Regions from separate parts of the Mus musculus genome. Here region 1 is linked to region 2. The links are chromatin loops, found by intact Hi-C in ENCODE. Cell type or tissue: heart. All regions are shown on one strand. Each heading gives the region's core, and the rest is flanking DNA. Links, peaks and the distances in the headings are about the cores only.

What was found. Peaks named below come from ENCODE experiments on the same cell type or tissue, not always from the same donor. Only the 100,000 strongest peaks of a DNase experiment are listed, where the experiment ranks them.
Region 1: a loop joins it to region 2, with 2.2 times the contacts of the local background. A loop is called at or near these places in 14 of 42 quality-filtered maps.

The regions. Positions count from the first base shown.
Region 1 is chr2:29,576,773-29,589,892 of GRCm38, forward strand. No RefSeq gene overlaps it. Among named protein-coding and RNA genes, the nearest start is that of Rapgef1, 36 kb to the right of the region's middle. In heart, for the core only: a CTCF peak has its summit at 5,812; a DNase peak (open chromatin) is centred at 5,829; H3K27me3 peaks cover 243 bases.
Region 2 is chr2:29,214,238-29,222,237 of GRCm38, forward strand. The region is part of intron 2 of Ntng2 (netrin G2); the gene reads right to left. Among named protein-coding and RNA genes, the nearest start is that of Ntng2, 30 kb to the right of the region's middle. In heart, for the core only: CTCF peaks have their summits at 2,257 (motif pointing right) and 3,854; DNase peaks (open chromatin) are centred at 2,284 and 3,914; H3K27ac peaks cover 591 bases.

The DNA of each region.
Region 1 (13,120 bases), core at 2,789-10,788, 370 kb after region 2:
TCCAACCCTGCACAGACTACCAGGGAGTACTGCAGGGGGGCTTCTAGAACACCTGCTTGCTACAGATTCTCCCTCAGTCTCAGGGACCTCCAAGAGACTATCAGCTGATTCCACCTCCTTCTCCCTTCCCCTCTGAGACACAGTCTTTTCCCAAGGGCTTTTCTCCCCCACTTCCCCTTCCCCTTATTCTGTGGACTACCTACCCAATCTTAAAACAAAGGAAACAGTGCATGCAGATGGTCTCAGACAGACTCAGAATGTAAGGAAGGCAGGGGGCAGAAGCTAAATTCTGAATGCCTTAGAAAGGCTTCTGAGATTCACAGAGAGAGGCAGAAAACAGACTCAGTCCAAGATGGAGACTGAGGGGTGTGCCTTTATTAAACCTCTAGGGCTTTCTCTGCTCTCAGTTCCTCACTTCTGAGCTGGCGCAGAGGGAATGAATTGAGCCAGTGTTTGTGAAGTGGCCCCTACCCCTGGGCAAGAACCTGTGCTAGGTGTGAATTGGAGGTCTTCAGAGACTGCAGGTGAGAGGCAATGTGATGGTGACCAAGGTGTATGGGGCGGTGGGCTGTGCAGACAGCCTGGTCCTCGGTTGAGCAAAGGTTTGGAACCCATGTGACATGGTGGGTGGTGATTTCTGCCTGCATGGGATGGAAGGTGTTTGACCACACCTCCTGGGCCCCTGGCTCCTGTCACAGTTACAGCCCCCACAACCCCCCACCCTCGGCAGGAGAAGTACATGGCAATCAGTCATGTAGGAGCAGCACCAAGCCCTCCCACATGCAAATAAGGTTTCCCCCAAGCTCTCAGTCCAAGCCAATGAGAGGTACCTGCTGTCGAACCCTGAATCACCCCCAAAACTGTATATAAGTCCTATGCAGGGAATTAAAGGTGTGTGAAAACTATTCTGTCACCCTAGCCTTCTGTCCTAAGAGCCATAGCACTTGGGAAGAGATCTGCTCTCCCGAAGCGCCGCCACCTGAAGCTCCACTGCACTGCTCACTGGCTAGTCGGCCTCTCATAGGCCCAGCCCGACCAGACTCAGTGCAGGGCAGCACATAGTAAGCAAGTCACTGGGAAGGCACAGCAGAGATGAAGATGGAGCCCCCTGCAGCAGCAGAAGCGGTGGAAGCAACTTCCCCTCCCTGCCCATGCTCATTTCCCTTCACTGGAACTCTCGCACCAGGCTGGGCCAGAGATCTCCGTGGAAAGCTCCTGGTACAGAGATCCACAGAGGTGGAGCTTCATCCCCAAATTCTGGAAGGGCAGGTGTTCCCTGACTCTTGTGCTCCAGGTCTGAGGAGCACAGCCAACTCCTCTCGTCTCCTCCCAGGAGCTCCAGCCATAGAACCTACGTCCCTCACTAGGGTCCAGGTAGCCCTTCCCCTCTATGGTGCTCAGCATAAGGGAAGGGCAGCTCTGGGAAGCAAGGTCTACATGAACCTCTGTCACTTCTCAAGGCTACAGCACTGCCATCTGTAGAATGGGCCAACAGCAGCCTCCACCACTTTGCATTTAAGGCTAAAACCAAGCTCAGGGCAGTGATGGACCAAGTGTGAGCCAAGGGTCTTGGGGTTAGTCGCTAGCACAAAGACAAACATGTGGGAAGAAGGGCTGGGGGAGGGCAAGTCTACACGTAGGCTGGATGGAGAAGGAACTGGTTCTGACAGAGCTTGATAAAAGAGATGGCACTAGGGGGCTGGAGAGATGGCTCAGTGGTTAAGAGCACCGACTGCTCTTCCAGAGGTCCTGAGCTCAATTCCCAGCAGCCACATGGTGGCTCACAACCATCTGTAATGGGATCTGATGCCCTCTTCTGGTGTGTCTGAAGACAGCTACAGTGTTCTCACATATCTTAAAAAAATAAAAAGAGCTAATGTTAGCTGTCTCTACAGTGAGTGTCTGCATGAACAAGCTCTTGTAATCCAGGCTCATGTAGTGGCCTGAAGAGGCTGGTGAAACTGAGGGGGGAGTTGGCTGAACTGGTATCCTTGTTGCGTACTGAACATTGACTGAGGTCCTGGCAGTGAACCTGGAGCTGGGGTTGTAGCTCAGTTGGCAGAGTGCTTATCAAGCATGCAGGAAGTCGCCGCATATCTGTTGACCTAACCCTTGGGATGTAAAGGCAGGGGGATCAGAAGTTCAAGGCTGTCCTTGGCTATGTAGGGCTGAGTAGATGGCACAGCCAAGTATCAACGCTACTGTGGCACTCAAGCCAGAGGAGGTCCATTCACACAAAAGCCTGGGGAAGGGTTGTATGACATTAGAGCCCTGCATGCTCCTGGGCTGGCTCGGCACCCAGGACAGCGATGGACAGTACAGTTCAGATACCCACAGAGAGAGCTTAGAAGTCCCATAACCAGGGAGCCTAGAGCCCTGGCCTCAGAGCATCCCAGCCAGTGTCCTCATTTCTCATGGGCTGAATGTCCAGTGACCGGAAGCTTCTTTCCCTTCCTGACAGAGATGGTGATTCTTGTTGCATTTGGACTAAAAAGTTTCAGTGGGCCAAGGAAGTAATAAGAGAGACTGCCTAGACTATGGCTCTATGAGACCAATTAAGCTTCATGCTTATCATGGATGCCAGAGAAAAGCCAAGCTAAGCAAAAATGATCTCTGGGATCCATTGTTGGGAGGAGGGTTTCTACCCCAAGCTTAGCTCACCAGTTAGTGTCTTCTGGGGCAAGTTTACTGAGCAAGGACTGGGCATCTGGACCACAGATGGAACTACCAAGTTGCTACAGTGTGCAAGCATCCATCCAAGCATCCATCAATCACTCATACAGCATGGGGGTAAAGGGATAGTTTCTGCACCAGGTGCTGGAGACACAGCAGGAACCTGGACCCCACCTGCACAGGGCTCTCTCCTAGCAAAACGTCATCAACAAATAGACCATCAAGAATGCTGAAAGAGAATCAGTGCCACGGAAAGCGCAAGGCCAGGTCAGAGACAGGGGATGCTGCAGCATTGAGGAGGCTAAAGAGGAAACGTCTCCTTAGTTCCAGCAAAGACTTAAAAGAGAGGAAGCTGAGTCCACAGTGAGGGCACAGAGGCTTCCTGGCTCTGTGTGTATTATCTCAGGGCTGCAGCAGTGATTTCCCATAAAGCGGATGTTTAACGTAAAGGAACCAAATTTACCACTCAGGAGGCCAGAGGTTAAAAGTCAAGGCACTGGAAGGGCTGGTACTCTAGAGGCTGAAATGTGTACATTCATGGGTGCACACATACATATGGAGGTTAGAGATCAACGTCAGGTATGTTCTTTAATCACTCTCCATCTTATTTTTCATTTTAATTTCTAGATTTATTTTGATTCTACACTTATGAATGCTTTGCTTGCAGATATGTTATGTGTACCATATGCGTGCTGTAATAAGAGTAGACATGAACAGGCTGAAGAGGCATCAGATCCCCTGAAACTGGAGTTACAGAGGGTTGTGACTTACCATGTGGGTGCTGACCCAACCCAGGTCCTCTGAAAGGGGATCAAGTGTTCCTAACCACTGAACATCTCCCCAGCTCCATTATTGAAACAGGTTCTTTCCCTGAGCCTAGTTAAACTCAGCCAGCTGGCCCCTGAGCGCCTCTGACACCCAGCTCTGTGGTTATGAACATGCTACCACACACATCTCTTGCTTGGCTTCTGAAGATGGAACTCAGGTCCTCATGCCTGCACAGCAAGCCCTTTCCTGATCCATCTCTGCAGGTCACAGATCAATCAAAAGTACCATGTTTTTCCAGGATGTGGTTTCAGTCTGACCTGGGGCCAGCTGAGCATCCTGGATCCCTGCTTAGGATTGCATGAGGACGAGCAGGTGAGAAGGACCCCAAGCTACGCTCCCTACTGTGTGGGCTCTGTGTTCACAGTAGTCCTGCATCACAGAATTCCCTGTTGCTGCATCTCCAGAAAGACAGAGCTAAGGCAGGCGTGGTGGCGCATGCCTTTAATCCCAGCACTCCGGAGGCAGAGGCAGGCGGATTTCTGAGTTCAAGGCCAGCCTGGTCTACAAAGTGAGTTCCAGGACAGCCAGAGCTATACAGAGAAACCCTGTCTCAAAAAAAAAAAAAAAAAAAAAAAAAAGACAGAGCTAATAATGTCTCCTGGCTGAAACCCCAGCCTAGCACCTCATGAGAGCGTATGCACCAGCCCAGGTCCTGACCGTCATGGTTTGCTGTCATCGCTGCCACCACCATCTCATCACTATCACCACTAACATCACCATCATAGCCATTATCACCATTACCAGATTTCATTCTCAGTTCCTGACAACTTCCTGTAATGATTTCATCCAGACCACTTGAATGCAAGCCCATTCAGGGCAGAGGCACATATTTTGACCTTATCCATCTCCCCAGGTCGATTGATATAGTACAGAGCATGAGAGATTTGTATCAGATAGAACAGGAAGCCTCAAGTGGGAACCTCCTTTTCCGTAAACAAGACAGTAGTCCCAGGACAAATAAAATGCATGTGCCTACCTGGGAAGGTTTCTCAGGAGGTTCATGGGATCTTTATCCAGAATGGCCAGGACCTAGAAACAGCCCCAAGTGTCTTATTAGCAAGGCAGAGCAGAAACAGAAACGAATGTCCTGTTATGGGATGTGGCCCAGCGAGGAAAAGGTGACTGATTCACACAATTTCACAAGTGACTCTTGGAAAGAGATATGGCTCATCTCAATGGCACCTGCCTAGAGCAGACAAAGTGGCCCATGGTATCAGAGGGTAAAGGAGAACCTTGCCTAGAAGGGCAGAGGGAGCTGGCCTGTGCCTGGCGTGTGCCTCCTGCAGCCTATGGACCACATACAGCTGAGGATAGCGATGTGTGCAGCCCCAAACAAAACTATAAACTCACTTAAAACGTGAGATATTTTTTGTAATTTTTAAAAAAGATTTATTTATTTATTATATGTAAGTACACTGTAGCTGTCTTCAGACACACCAGAAGAGGGAGTCAGATCTTGTTACGGATGGTTGTGAGCCACCATGTGGTTGCTGGGACTTGAACACTGGACCTTTGGAAGAGCAGTCGGGTACTCTTACCCACTGAGCCATCTCACCAGCCCTTTTTTTGTAATTTTTTTGGGTGTGTGTGTGCCTCTGTGTGTGTGTGTGTGTGCGTGTGCGTGTGTGCGTGTGTGCATCCATGCCACACTTGTGAAGGTTCCCTCAGATGCCAGAAGAAGGAGTCAGAGCCCCTGGAGCTGGATCACAGATAGTGCTGACCTACCATGTGGGTGCTGGGGATTGAACCCATATTCTCCAGAAGAGAGTCAAGTGGTCTTGACCACTGAGCCACCTTTCCAGCCTGACTTATTTATGTAACTCAGTCACATAGTTTTCAAGAGAACAGTAAACAGCTTTGTAGATGGCAATGTTGTGTTGTAATGTAAAATGGTTTGAGAGATTCTACCATATGGAATTTCATTGCGTCTTAATTATACTTCCATGTAATAGCTTGTGTGTGTGTGTGTGTGTGTGTATCAATCTGTGTGTGTGTATCTATCTGTGTCTGTGTGTGTGTGTGTGTCTGTGTCTGCCTCTGTGTGTATGTCTGTTGTTTTTGTGTGTGTGTCTCTGTGTGTATGTCTGTTGTCTTTGTCTCTGTGTGTGTGTCTCTGTGTGTGTGTGTCTGTCTGTGTATAGCAGAGACCCTCAGGCCTCTCCCCTTTCAAAGGTCCTTTCCTAACCCACATCTGCCCGGCTGCATCAAGGGCTTCCTCTGAGACCATTTCTAGTCTGCTGCTTTCTTCTGGCCCCAAAGCAGCCACCTGCTCTGCCCTCGGCCCTAGGGCTCCCCTTGTGGTCACAAGTGGATACTGCACCTCTTTCCTCTGCGTAACTCCAGAGCCCCGCCTGCTGTCTCCACAGGGCTCAGCGGACATTGCTGAACAGACAAACAAGATGATTGCTCTATCATTATCTTTACAGCTGTAACTACATGTTTGTCTGTAAACTCCATTTCCGCCTCCCCCAGTGTCCTCTATTAAATCTGTATAGATCTGTAAACTCAATTTCTAGCGTGTGTCCATAGTTCTACAAGCCACCCTGAGTTCTGAGGATGCCTGGGAAGATGAGCCCGTAGCTCATAGGTGCTCAGGTCCCTGTCGGGTGACTCATGGCAGCCTCCACCATGTGTCCTCAACAGAGTGGTTCTCTTCTTGCTTCCCCTGTCTTCCAGCCTGAGCTTTCCAGTTTAGGCTCCAAACCCAGGCACTGAGCTATTGGGTCACTTATCCTCTTCAGGCCTCAGTTTTCTTATCTGTGAAATGGGGTGTTGCTATTCCGGCTTCACTTAGGCATACAGCATTAAACCTGGTAGCTTTAAGTGAACTAACTAGCCAGCCAGAGATTTTATAAGCAGAGAGGGGATCCCAGCAATAGTTGGTGAGTCCAATTCCACCTACCTCATGCATGTTAGCCCCTAAATCTCTCCTGAAACACAGACGGTAGAGGCCTATGCTGCCTTGAAAAGAAGGCTCCTATGTGGCCCCAGATGTCAGACTGGAACTGATCCGGCCTCTGACAACACATTGTCTTGCAGAAGTGCCTCTCCCCGATGCAGCCCTAACAGGAAGGGAGGCAGGAATGAAAACCCAGAAAAGAACAGGGGGTTCAGAGCAGGGATGAAGATGGTTTGGTTCCACAGGAAGGACGGGATGGCCCTGAACCTGACAGAGGCAACAACCCAAAATCTAGCTCTATCAGATCACATCATCCATGACTGGACCCCTGGCACATCCGGTGTGAGGATAGGAAAAGAACCATGACATCATCCACAAAATCAGGGCCCTTTACTGAATATGTGACCCTGAGTGAGTGAGCCACAGAACGTCTTCCTAGGAGAAGGTAGGCACGAGGCCGGTACCCCATCCCCACAGCATCCCCAGGACTTGGTGGAGAAGGAAGGACTGTTCCTTCCTTCCTGTCTATACTGAAAAGGGGGGCAGGAAATGTCAGACAGGAAGAACTAATCCAGTGTGCCTTCTGTCAGGGTGGTCCAGAGATTTAACATGAGAGACTGGAGAGATGGCTCAGTAGACAAAGCGCTTGACACACAAGCACAGGGGCCTGAGTCTGAATCCCAGAACCCATGGTTAATGCTGGGTATGGGAGCATAAATGTAACCCAGCAATGGGGAGGTAGAGACAGACAGCCCTCACTAGCCCGCCAGACCAGCCTAATCAGGCAGCCTTGGGCCCCAGCGAGAGACCCTGATGCAAAAAAAGCAAGGGGTTGGGGTTCACAGTCATAGTGGTGAACGCCTCTAATCCCAGCACTCTGGAGACAGAAGCGGGAGGATCTCTGTGAGTTCAAGGCCAGCCTGGTCTGCACAGAAAGTTCCAAGACAGCCAGGGGTAGACAGAGAGACCCTGCCTCAGAAAAAAAGGGGGTGCTGTAACAGCTCCTAATAACATTTAAAGCTGATCTCTGATCTCTACATGCACATACATGCATGTTCGCACACACATGTGCGCGTGCACGCACACACACACACACACACACACACACACACACACACTATGATGGTTTGCCAACTTGACTACATCTGGAGTTAACTAAAACCCTACAGGCCGGGCACACCTGGGAGAAATTTTCTGTAATTAAATCTGTTTGTTTGTTTGTTTGTTTGTTTGTTTGTTTTTTGAGACAGGGTTTCTCTGTGTAGCCCTGGATGTCCTGGAACTCACTCTGTAGACCAGGCTGGCCTCAAACTCAGAAATCCGCCTGTCTCTGCATCCCAAGTGCTGGGATTAAAGGCGTGCGCCACCACGCCTGGTTAATTAAATCATTTGAGGTGGGAAGATCCACCTTTAGTCTGGGCCACACCTTCTGTGGTTAGCCTATGGTCAGGGCATGGAAGAAGGAAGTTCCTGCTCTTTGCCTGCTTGATCCATTCCTTCGTGGTATTGAAGCCTCCTTCAGGGTTCCAGCGTGCACTGAAGAGCAGCTGAGACATGAGCCTCGTGGGCTGCACAGCTATGGATTCTTTGGACTTTGTTGATAGATGGACAACTGTACCACAACCTGAAAGCCACTCTAATAAATCCCATATGTGTGTGTGTACATACATTTATTAAATAAAATATATAACTATATATTTCTGTATGACGCATCTATGGACTTCTATATATGGAGATAGATATAATAAAAAAACCTCTAGAGAGCCCTGCCCTGTTGCTCTAGAGAACTCTGGCTAATATATGCTCATGAAACATAATGTTTTTCACTAGAGGCTCAGGGAGGATGCTACAACGAAGGCTGCTGCTCCCTCTGATTCAAAAGCCTTCATTCCCGGAAGCAATGACTTCCTGCCAGAGACTGGTGCACAAGAGATGCTGTTTGGAATAGAGCAGGACCATTCGTGGTGGGCAAGATGGTTAAGTTGGGTAAAGGGGCATGCTACGAAGCCTGGCAAACAGAGGCAATCCCAGGCAGTAGAAGGAGAGAACTGATTTCCGAGGGTTGTACTCTGACTTCCATGTGTAGCCATAGCACACATGCCCTATCCCCAAAATAAATAAAATGTAATAAAACATTTAGAAACACAGTTTAAAGACTAAATAGCCCAAGTCCCATTATCTTGAGCCCCCAGTTAGAGAGGCACAGCAAACTGTCATCCTCCCAGGATGGTCCGGTGTGCTTCTCCAAGGCCCACGCTATGCTTCAAGGTTTAGCATAAAAAAAAACTGTTTGAGCAACCTCCTTTTACTGGCTGTGTTATAGTCTATCATATACGTGGGTGCTAATTGAATCAAACTCACAGCTGGAGCAGAGATCTGTCACCTGGCTGAAGATGACCTTGGCAGCAGACAAGAGCTTCCATGAAAATCCCCTGGTGACAGGTGCTGACTGCTCACAAAACAGTCACATTCCATTTTCATAAGTCTCTCGGACATCCTTCCCAAGGTCAAGGCTGACTGTGTTCTCTAACAACTTGCCCACTCCAGTGTCTGTTCCACACTGGAGGAATATGGACTGTCCAAACTCCTTGGCCTCAGTCACCTCGTCTCCACCCAAAGGCCACCCGCCTGTAGGTAGCCACCTTCTTAGTTCCTTGATTAGAGAACAGAGTACCTCCCCAGGAGCACGGGCAAGCTCCTCGGGGCTGCAGGTGAAGGGAACATTGAGGATTTTGATGCTGACCTGATACCAAGTCTACACATCAAATCCTGGCTCCATCACTCCCTGGCTGTGTGGGCTGTGGAACGTACTTGCCTCTCCAAGCCTGTTTTCCCAGCTATAAAACAGATTTAGTGTGAGCATTCCAAGGGCTCCCTCAAGACTACAACAGCTTCTTTGCAGACCACTTGGTCCAGGACCATCTCTGTCAAGGATAGTCCAGATGATAGGGAGCATCCCTCTATGGTTGTCCCCGGGACAGGCTCTGGAGGGGTGTGTGTGTGTCTGGAAGCCTTGCTGAGGTGGCCCTGCCCTGCCCCCACCCCCGCTGTCAAAGGCCTGTGTAATCCCTCATGGACTCCAGGACCCAGAGGAGGGGCCAGGGCTGGAGACTCAGAGACCAATCGATACATTATTTAGCAGCAGGAATGCAAATGAGGACAAATTAATTACAGCACTCCCTCCCTCTACTCCCCCCTGCTCCCACTGTCCTCCCTCCTCTATCCTCTCCCCACTGTCCTATTGCTGACAAATTCTCTAGAAAATATCAAAACAGCCTCTGGCTGGAACCTGCCGTGGTGAAGCCCCATTATCTATTATTGATGCGAACCTTGACAAGCTCGCTCTTTAAGGAAGATGCACATAGGGAGGAAAGAGAGAGCTGCTAATCTGTGTTTAAAGGCGCAGACTCCCATTCCCCTCCTGAGGACATCACATTGACACCAGCCGCAACCATACTGCCTGCCAATCAGTCCTCAGAGCTGGGGGTGGGGGGAGGGCAGAGAGACCAGAGCTGGGGGGTGCAGGGGGCGCAGAGAGACCATTCAGCCACAACAGGAGAAGAGATTCTGACAGAGGCCAGCGAGTGGGTCTGCTGACTCTCACCACCTTTCCCTAGATTGACCTCCGTTTTCCTTTTGGGAACACTGCTCAAAGAGAGCTGTTCCAACCTGACCTAGGGATCAGGCAGGAGTCCCAAAGGAAACAGAGAGTTCTGATCCCTGCCTCAGTTTCCCAAAGGGAATTTTAGGGTAAGGATGCTATCTATTTGATGTTACCATAATGACACACAAAACATTCCACACCATGAACAATGCCCTAATATCACCTCTATACCTTGGGTGATAGTGATGTGTCCTGTGAGTTCACACTGTACCAGGTCCCACTCTAGCAATGGAGCCTGGGGATGTGAAAGACACATGGGAATTCTCTAAGCCTTCCTTTCCATTCCTCATGGGCAAGGGGAAGATGCCCTCTGACCTTGCCCCTTGACTTCTGTGGCAGGCAGAAGAGCTGGCCCTGGGGTCATGAGAGAGGGAGGCCCTGCCCCTCACCAGCTGCAATACTTGGGGGAGCAGGCCCTGCACTTTCCCGGGCAGCACAGGAGAGCCGGCCCTGGTGGTGTGGGTGAGCTGGTCCCAAGGATAGGAGAGCAGAAGGGCTAGCTCTGACCCTTTCTGTCTGCAGCACTGGGTGAGCTAGCCTGGGCAATTTGCCCTGGCAGTGCCGATGCAGGATAACTGGCAGGCTGACCAACCCAGATACCACCCAGGTCCAGATCCAGGGCTCTGAGTTAGCCCACCCCAACATCTATCCTATGTCTGAACTGCTGGAGTGTGTGAAGGGGCCGGTCCTATAGATCCAAAGCTGCAGGATCTCCATGACACAGAACAACAACAGAATATCAAGAGGAGTCCTGTGAGAATCCAGTATGGATTGTTTAGCAGAAGCCAGAGCCTTGTATCAGAACACTGAGTAATGGAATCACAAGTAAAGATGTGTAGACAAAAGATGTGTGGCACACCACGCTCTCACGACAAGATGCTTTGCTTCTTAATCTGGGGGAGGGTTTGCAAGGGTATAGGGAAGATACAGAGAGATGGGGAGATGGGTGGGATTGAGGTGCATGATGGGAAATTCACAAAGAATCAATAAACAGGTTTTTTAAAAATCCGTTTAAAAGTTTCTACTTTTTAACTGAGTGTAATGGCTCTAACTGTAACCACCACAGACCAGAGGCTGATAGGCAGGACAGTCACAAGTTCAAGGCTACCCTCAATGATGTATAGTGAGTTCCAGGCTAGCCTGGGCTAAAAAGTAAAATCTTGGTTTTTTGTTAGTTTGTTTATTTAAATGGACACACTGACGGTTTTGTGCTCAAAGCAAAGAATGTCTCATCAAGTATTGTTTTCCTGGCATACACAAGTCCCCAAGTCCATCCCTAACACCACATAGAAACTAGATATCATTCTAAAATAAGTCAGATGAATCATAGGCCAGGCACCCTGGCTTCCTCCCATCATCCCAGCAGTCTGGAAGTTGCAGTAGGATCGCTCTGGTTCAGTGCCAGCCCAGGCTACACAATGGCCCCAGATAGGCATGCCTGTGTTGCACGGGAAGAACAGAATTCATTTATTAAATGGTGAGGGCTGCCGTGGAAGGGCTTCCTGGTGGTATTTGGGAAAGGTGGAAGGATGTGGAGTGTCTATGGTCAGCACAGCTGACAGAAGGCAATGGGGTAGGGGGTGGACAGCAAAGCTGGGGGAGGGGTGCAAGACCAGAGACTGCAGGGCGTCTGGGTGGGATACAGAAGCCAGTCTGGTATGTTCAAGCTTAAAGCAGCCATCAAAAGCTCCTGAGAGGAACAGAGTCTTCGAGAAGTGGGAACCGCAGCTCCATTGCCTTGTTTCAGGGGAGAATCATAGCAGTGGGCACAGAATCTAAGAATCCCCAACAAGAATGCATTGATGGGGCAGGGGGGGCGGGCGCAGGTTACCTAAGGGAAAGGAGAGGGAGGAGGAGGAAGAGGAGGAGGAAGACAACCCAGGGCCTGCCCACCATGGTCCTGGATGGTGGGCACCACCATGATGAACAGCTATGTGATGGGGAGGTAGGGAAGATATAAAGAAAGGGAGCAGCCAGGCAGTGGTGGCGCACACCTTTAATCCCAGCACTTGGGAGGCAGAGGCAGGTGGATTTCTGAATTCAAGGCCAGCCTGGTCTACAGAGTGAGTTCTGGGACAGCCAGGGCTACACAGAGAAGCCTTGTCTTGAAGAAAGAAAGAAAGAAAGAAAGAAAGAAAGAAAGAAAGAAAGAAAGAAAGAAAGAAAGAAAGAAAGAAAGAGAAAAAGACAGAAAGGAAGAAAGAAAAGAAAATAAAGAGGGAGGGAGGAAGAGATGGAGGAAGGGAGAGAAAGAAAGAAAGAAAGAAAGAAAGAAAGAAAGAGAGAGAGAGAGAGAGAGAGAGAGAGAGAGAAAGAAAGAAAGAAAGAAAGAAAGAAAGAAAGAGGGAAGGAGGGAGGGAGGGAGGAAGGAAGGAAGGAAGGAAGGAAGGAAGGAAGGAAGGAAGCAGCAGGGGAGGTGGAACTGCAGACATGATGGTGGTAACAGGTGAGAGAGAGGGCCAAGCTCCGCATGCTGTCATGCCCAGTAGGGTTGGGGGATCGTGCATGCGTGCGCAGCAGCCTGGGAGCTTATGCAGATGCACATTCAGCTCCAAACGCGCTGCCTGGCTGTGGGATCCCCTGAGGAAGGTTCACTTTCTAGATTGGACCTCTTCAATAGAAGGACCACCTTGGTCGACGATGCCCCCTAGAGGCCTTGTTAGTGTCTGTGGTCCTTGCTGCTGCCCCAGGCCGTGATAGAGCCTGACCTCCATGTAAACATATGTGTTCTGTGTCACCACCTGGTGCCCTGGTGATATCCTTGGGCTTGGCTGCCTCGGGGGCAATATTGATGTGGGTCACATGTGATCTGAAACCATGTTGAAGCCATGTCTGTGCAGCTGCTGAGGGTCAGGAATGGGTCAGTGGTCCTGATGTGGCCAGAACTGTGTGACTAGTGGTACTCCTTGCTCTTTCTGCCTTCAAAGCCAGCAGGGTACCTTCCATTTCTCCCTGACTCTGGCCTTGGTTTCTATTGTCTCATCTCCCCTCATTCATGGATGTTTGTCTTGCTATGAAACCCAGGCTGGCCTGGAACTTGTGAGTCTCCTGCCTCA
Region 2 (8,000 bases), core at 1-8,000:
AGTATTTCCTCCTAGGTGGTGAAGATGTCTGTCTTAGTAAGGGTTTCTATTCCTGCACAAACCAAGAAGCAAGTTGGGGAGGAAAGGGTTTATTCAGCTTACATTTCCAGATTGCTGCTCATCACCAAGAAAGTCAGGAATGGAACTCAAGCAGGTCAGAAAGCAGGAGCTGATGCAGAGGCCATGGAGGGATGTTACTTACTGGCTTGCTTCCCCTGGCTTGCTCAGCCTGCTGTCTTATAGAACCCAAGACTACCAGCCCAGAGATGGCACCACCCACAAGGGGCCTTTCCCCCTTGATCACTAGTTGAGAAAATGCCTTACAGTTGGATCTCATGGAGGTACTTCCCCAACTGAAGCTCCTTACTCTGTGATAACTCCAGCCTGTGTCAAGTTGACACACAAAACCAGCCAGTACAATGTCCTAAAATTTTCAGGTGTGCTGGCACACACTGTGTTCTAGGTCAGCCTGGGCTACATAGTTACATAGTGAGTTTCAGTCCAGCCGGTCTATGTAGAGAGACCTTATGGGGGGAGTTGTTTCTTTTTTCTTTTTTGTTTTTTTCCAGAGTTTCTCTGTCCTGTAATTGTTCCAACTCAGAGATCAGCCTGCCTCTGCCTCCTGAGTCCTGGGATCAAAGGCGTGTGCCACCACTGCCTGACTGAGTGTTCTTTTTGATGGTCTCATATAACCCAGGCTAGCCTCAAACTCCCTATGTAGCTGAGGTTGAAAACTTTAACATTACATTTATTTATTTTGTGTGTGCAAATGCTACGGCATATATGTGGAGGTCACGGAGCATGTGTGGAGGCCAGAGAACAGCTTTCAAAAGTCAGTTTTCTCCTTTAGCCATGTGCAACCCAGGGATGGAAGTCTCATTGTTAGGCATGGCAGGTGCCACCTCACCAGCCGGCTATGGATTTTCTACTTTTTTTCCCCTAGATTTATTTATTTTATATGAATACACTGTAACTGTCTTCAGACACACCAGAAGAGGGCATTGGATCCCATTACAGATGGTTGTGAGCCACCATGTGGTTGCTGGGAATTGAATTCAGGACCTCTGGAAGAGCAGTCAGTGCTCTTAACCACTGAGCCATCTCTCCAGCCCCCAAACCTGTTTTTCTCTAGACCTCTATGAGTTGTTAGGGGCACTGAAGCCCACTTTAAATGGGTGCATGCATTTCCGGTAGGTGAACTCCATCCAGCAGAGCTTAGGCCAGTGAATGGACAGAGTGCATGTGGGTGGGTCAGGGGAGTGACGGCGACCCCAGAATAGGCTCGCTGGCAACGTCTGCTCCATCAGAGCCTCCTTCTCTCCAGCCTTCAAAGACAGCTGGCCCTGAAGCTCCCACTTTGTGTGAGAACCACCCTATAAGCTCTTGCAACCTATTTCCACCCAAATATGCAGATGGGGAAACTGAGGCCTGGAAAGAAGTTCTGAGAGCCCTCCCACAGTGGTACATGGTACCAGGCTGGAGTCCAAACATCAGCTAGACCCGCAGCTGCTCTCCATGGCTGATCTCCCAATGCCTTAGAGTCAAGGTAGACATGGGGGGGACGCACAGCAGTGGGCAGGGCTTCTGCTCAGCCCAGGTGCATACGTTATCAGTCCGTCTGGGTTTCCGTTTGAGCATCTGTATGATGGGAACACAGATTCCCTTTATGTCTGGGTTATCAGGGAGACCAGACATCTGGGCTGTGGCCCGAGGTCTAATTGGCTCTCAGACAGACACAAGCTCCCAGAAGTGCATCTGCCCCACCCCATCCCAGTCACAGACACAGACACAGACACAGACACAGACACAGACACAGACACAGGCACAGACACAGACACAGACACAGACACAGACACAGACACAGACACAGGCACAGGCACAGGCACAGGCACAGACACAGACACAGTCACAGACACAGACACAGACACAGTCACAGTCAGACACAGACACAGACACAGACACAGACACAGACACAGACACAGACACAGACACAGACACAGACACAGACACAGACACAGACACATTCTTCCCCCAGCTCAGGCCTTTGTCCTGTGATTTTCCTTTTCTAATCTAGGAGACCCTTGGGAGATGACGTAAGGAAAATAAATAAGCAAGCACGTGAGTAACTCGAAGCCTTGCTACCCACCAGCACCTGCATTATTAACCAAATCCGGAGAATACCCACAAGGCCCCACTCCTGTGTGAGAAGGCAGGGACTCCATAGGTCAAGGCCAGCACTCAGGTCTCTGGGGGGCAGCAGAGGGCTGTGGAAGAGTTGTGAGGCCTGGCCTCTCTGAGCATGACCTCCAGGCAGGGCTCTTGTCCAGACCCTGCGGGTGGCCCAGGTCCCCAGCTACACTCTTGGCTCACATGGTTCTCCTTTATGGAGGAATCTTTTCTCCCAAGGGTCTCTTCACCGATTCTGACCTTGAAAACCAGTTCACCAGAAAACTTTGGTCCAGGCTGCCTTCCCTTCTACTAACTTCTTCTAGGCTCAGCCATCAGAATAAATTATTTAATCATGAGGAAAGGGACAGTGGGGGTGGGCCAGCCATACCTGTCCTCACCACTAGGATGACAGGGGTTAGGGGGAGGAGGGCCGCTCTCTCGATGCTGATGCAGCAACTATCTTCTGGTCCAGACCTTGGGGTTGATTTGCTGTGTGACCTTGAAGAGTTATTTCTCTGGGTCTCAGTTATGAAAGGAGTGGTTGGATCAGACCTTGGATTTTCAGTCTTGTCATTAAATTTTCCTAAGTGCCTAACATACTGCCTGGCTACTCAGGAGAGGGAGGAGGGTAGGAGCGGAGAGGGAGGAGAGGTCCCAATGCTGTGCGAACATGGTGGCCAGTGTCTGGGTAGCCAGTGGTCTGTGGACCTAGCAGCAGGATCTTACTATGGGAGAAAATAGGCAGGTCTATGGAGATAGCTGGGCTCAGGAAAGTAACATTTGCTATGGTTGACAGCCAACAAGCACAAAGGCCAGTGGGGTGAGAAAGCTGTACTTTCCAGCCTTTCCCGGTGGCCCCAAGGGACAGCCCCATATCTCAGTGGCCAGCCAGACATCAAAGCAGATGTGACTGGCTTGAGGCCTCTAGGGTCCCCTATAGGGTGGAGGACATAGCTTCTAATCTCTTGAAATCACTTCTATATGGAGCCCCGAGCCTCTGGGAAGAACACACAGGGAATGAAGACGCTGGTTGCTGGCTGCGAGCTATGAGGCATGCCTGGTCTCCTTGCTATCTAAGAGGATGGCTTCAGTCAAAGGTTTGAAGCCAGCCTCGGCAACACAGGAGGATTCTGTGTTAAAAACAACAAAAATGCAGAATTCCAGGTTGTATTTGAATTTTACATAAATAATGAATGCTTTCTGTCCACATATTTGCGCGCCAGAGACTAAGCACTATTTCTGTTCCTCTAAAGCTCGGACCTGAGATGTTCTGTTTTTCACCTGCCACCCTTGCTTACCATGTGGCCAAGACATGCCCTCTGCTCTGACCTGTGCCCCCCGCCCCCTCAGCTTCCTGTAGGGTGCACCCACTCACCTGCTAGACCTAGCCCTGATGACTCCCATAGACTGCAGGGTGTCTGTGCTCTTGCCTTCCTCGTCTTTTCTCTGGAGCTGACAGGTCCCGAGTCAGCCCCTGGAGAACATAACATTTCCAAGACAGGGCCAGGTTCACCTCCCAGGGAAGGCACACACCAGACAAGCCTAGCTCTCAGGACACGTGGCAGGCCCAGCTGGGTGTCTGACAGCCACATGGAGGACCACGGGGGCTCTGGCCTGTGCCAGGCCTGAGCGTGCCCTGCCCAGCAGGGAGGGGCAGGCGATGCCCAGGAGTTACCAGTAGGGGCACCATCTGGGCCCCAGCCTGGCACCAGTATGTCACAAAAATCGTGAGCCGGCCCTTCTCTCCTCTGGGCAAGAGAAGCGGGTGTTGGAGCGACTCCCAGACGGGAGGGCTGCAAAATGTAGGTCAGCTCCCAAGCCAGTGAGTGATGTCACCTGCTCCTTGGGGCAAAGAGGAGGCTGCAGGGAGTTTGGGTGAGCACGGAACAAGGGGTGCTGGAGATAGGCAGAATGGAGACCCAGGTCTGGCTCCCCACAAAGACTGAGCCCCAAGGGGATCATACATCTCCCAAATGGGGTGCCTGTGTGGGAAGCAGGGTGGGGTGTCTGTGTGGGAAGCAGGGGAGTGCTCATCCTGTCTTCTGAAGCAACTCACTGCAGAAAGGGTTCTGCATAAGTGGTCCCCAAAACTAGTTCTCTCCCCAAATGGCCACATGTTGTCACACAGGAGGTCAGGCAAGGCCACAGTTACGGGTTCTAACCCTGAGGATAACAAAGTTGGAAGCAAAGCTAGTGCTTTAAGGCAGCAGGCAGCGCCTTCCTCCCTCACCGAGAGGAACATTCCTCTTCTATTTGGGGAAAATCTTTTTTTTTCTTTTTTCTTTTTGTTTTGTTTTGTTTTTTTTTTTCAAGACAGGGTTTCTCTGAATAGCGAACTCAGAAATCCGCCTGCCTCTGCCTCCCAAGTGCTGGGATTTAAGGCTTGTGCCACCACTGCCCGGATGGAGAAATTTTTGATGGGCCTTTGGTTATCACAGGGCAGATTCCAACTCTACGCTGGCTGGCTAGGTGACCGCTCTGAGGGATGAAGGAAGAGTGGCCATCAGGACACTTCTTTTATGAGGTCTATAGGGGGGAGGGGTGTGGCTGGGTGGAGGGCTGGGTAGGCTTCAAGGTTGTGTTAATTCCCACCACTGTCCCAGTTTGGACCCAGGCTAATGAGACCCATGATCTGTGGCCTTGGGCCACTGGTGGGTGGGAAGTCTGCATCTTTGGTGGGATCTGTGATATTGGGGACAGGCCATCTGGACTTAAAGCAAGAGAAAAGTCAGGATTGAAGCTGAAGGACCCAAGCGGCCAGTAGGGCATTAATACATCTGTGGCCATGACCACAGCGAGCTGAAGCAAACCAGCGAGACACAAGTCTCAGGGCTGGGGGGACCTGAGACTGGGTCCAAAGAACACTGTCAATCAAGACTTGAGCGCCTGTGGAGGAGGGGGACGTTACACTGCAGGCTGAGGGGCCTGCAGTGAGCAGAAAGGCTGAGTGATGCCAAGGTAATGGGGACAGATGTGGGCTGCAGCTCCTCCTGGAGCGGATGGCCAGCAATTGAGTTAATTGGCTAAATCAAATTTGGGCTTCTGTGCAAGCCCTTTTCTATTAAGTGCCTGATATACATCACCTCTGCAGTCCCACTGATAAATCTTGTTACCCATTAGGAAGCCAGACAAAGCCTCCCGTGCTCAGATGACAGTCCCTGCAGCTGCAGCGACTGCTTCCCTTGAACCCAGCACAGTCTGCACCAACATGAGCTAACCTGCAGGTTCTCAGAGAGTGAAGTCACCTTGGGCCACTTCTCTCTGGGACCCGCAACTACCTCCTTTGTGTTTTGCCTTCCCCAGGAAGATCCTTCCCTAGATCGAAGGTTTCCTTCCCACACATGTGCACACACATGCACAGACGCACAGATATGTGCACACATATGTTTCTAAAATTCCCTTCAGGAACTTCTTCCTTCAGCTGTCCCTGTTTGACTAGTTAAAATCCTTATCCACACGGCCCCTCAAGTCAGAAACCCAGGAGTGAGAAGCCCTCCGCAGCTCACTCCCACTAACTCTTTCCATCCCACAGAAGCCGTCCTGAGGTGGTCCACTCCATGACTACCTTCCATCATCAGACTCAGTCATGGCTGCCATGGGGCTTGGTCTCACATGCTCTCTGAGTCTTTCTTTGCCTTTGTCACTAAGATTGGAGGCCAGGCCAGGCCAGGCCTTCTCACAGCCCCACCTCACCTTTCCTCAGACTAAAACCACTGCTCCCTTTAGCTACAGGGACCTCTGCCACCCAGCTCTGCCTGCTACACTCCCCTCTTGTGCCCCCTCACCACATCTCAACCACTGTCACCGAGTCCTTGAGCCCTTAGAGCCTCCTGCACCTGGACAATTCTCAAGGCTAGCAATAGCTTTGAGGATGCCCGGGAGGGATTATCGCTAATGGGAGAAGATCCGTCTAGATTGCAGGCAGGACCACTTTGGGCAGGGATTTTGGACTACTTAAGCAGCACACACTCATCTTTCTCTGATTCCTGACTATGGTGTCATGTGACCAAGTTTCTGTTGACTTCCCACTATGATGGACTGCAGCCTTGACCTGTGAGCTAAAATAAATCCCTTCTCTTTCACGATATTTTTTTTTATCAGGGTCTTTTATCACACCACATGCACACCAAATGCATGCACTAAATAAATAAAGGATGTCAAACAGAAACCAGATTGTCTGGCCAGAGACTGGCCAGGAGTTTGGGGGCCAGGGGCCTTTTAATATGAGTTTCATGTGGGCCCTTTCCTGAGCAGACCTCACATGCAAACTCTAAGAACACACTTTTTTGGAGTCTTCAGATGCTCTGCCCTCCTAAGAGCCCACGGATACAGGTAGAAAACCTTTTGGCTCCCTGCAACCCAGGACTCCTTCTAGTTGCCCATGATGGCTGGTTCTGACTCCTGCTCCCAAGAGGCCTGAGCACTTCTACACTCCCTTTAGGGACAGACTCATTTAAACCTCATAGCTCCTGTCTCCATTCTTCAGAGGTGGAAAGGAGGACAAACAGGTTAGTTCTCTTGTTCTAACGGCTCATACCAGACTTTTACCTGGGCAGTACAATATGGAGGCCAGCTATCCAGCCACTTACCCACCCACCTATCTGTCTACATACACAGCTATCTACCCACCCACCTACCTCTCTATCTATCCACTCACCTACCTCTCTACCTATCTACCCACCTACCTCTCTATCTATCCACCCACCTACATCTCTATCTATCCACTCACCTATTTATCTGTCTACTTATCATCCCATCCACCCATATGTTCATTTGCCCATCTATCATACATTCGGCATCCATCTGTCCTCCCATCCATCCATCCATCTGTCCTCCCATCCATCCATCCATCCACCCATCCATATACCCATCTGTCCACCATCCATCCATCTTTCCATTTTCATTTTTGTGTGGTTCTGAGGATAGAATCCAGGTGGTAGGCAAGTGCGCCATCACTTAGCTGTGATTTCAACACACACACACACACACACACACACACACACACACACACACACATTTAGAGAGAGGGTCCCACTACAGAGCCCAGGTTGACCTTAAACTCAGAATCCTTCCTTTATCTCCTAATGCAGGGACTGTACAGGTTCTCCACCACATACTGCTCTTTCCTTTTATAAGACTGAATAATATTCCACCACATGTCTATACTACCTTGCATTTATCTATTTTCCAAAACACCCTTGGGCTGTTTGCATCACTGGCTATGGTGAGCCTGCTGATGTAACATGGTATATAGGTACCTGTTAGGTCCTTGCTTTAAGTTCTTTTTGGTGGATCAGAAGGAGAACCACTGGGTCACATGTTATTCTGTTAATTCAACATTTTCAGGCATCATCATACTGTTCTCAGCAGAGCTGGGCATTCCCTTTCTCATCAGCCATGCAGGTTGTTCTAAGTCTTCACCAACACTTATGAGTTTCTATTTCCTCTATCTTAGCCCTGTGATGGGTATATGCAGTCTCTCTCTCTCTGTCTCTCTCTGTCTCTCTCTCTCACTGTCTCTCTCTCACTGTCTCTCTCTCTGTCTCTGTCTGTCTGTCTGTCTGTCTGTCTGTCTCTCAAGACAAAGTCTCTCTACATAGCCCTGACTGCTCTGGAACTCTCTATGTATCCCACAATAGCCTGGAATTCAGAGATCAACCTGCTTTGCCTCCTGAGTACTGGGACTAAAGGCATGTACTGTCAGACCCAGCCCCATCCATTTCTTAACCTCTAGGCCTCAGTTTCCCATTTATGTAATGGGACAAGGATCTTCCTGGGGCAGGGCTAAATGAGGAAACCCCAGAAAGTGTCGGGGGGGGGGCACTAGCCTT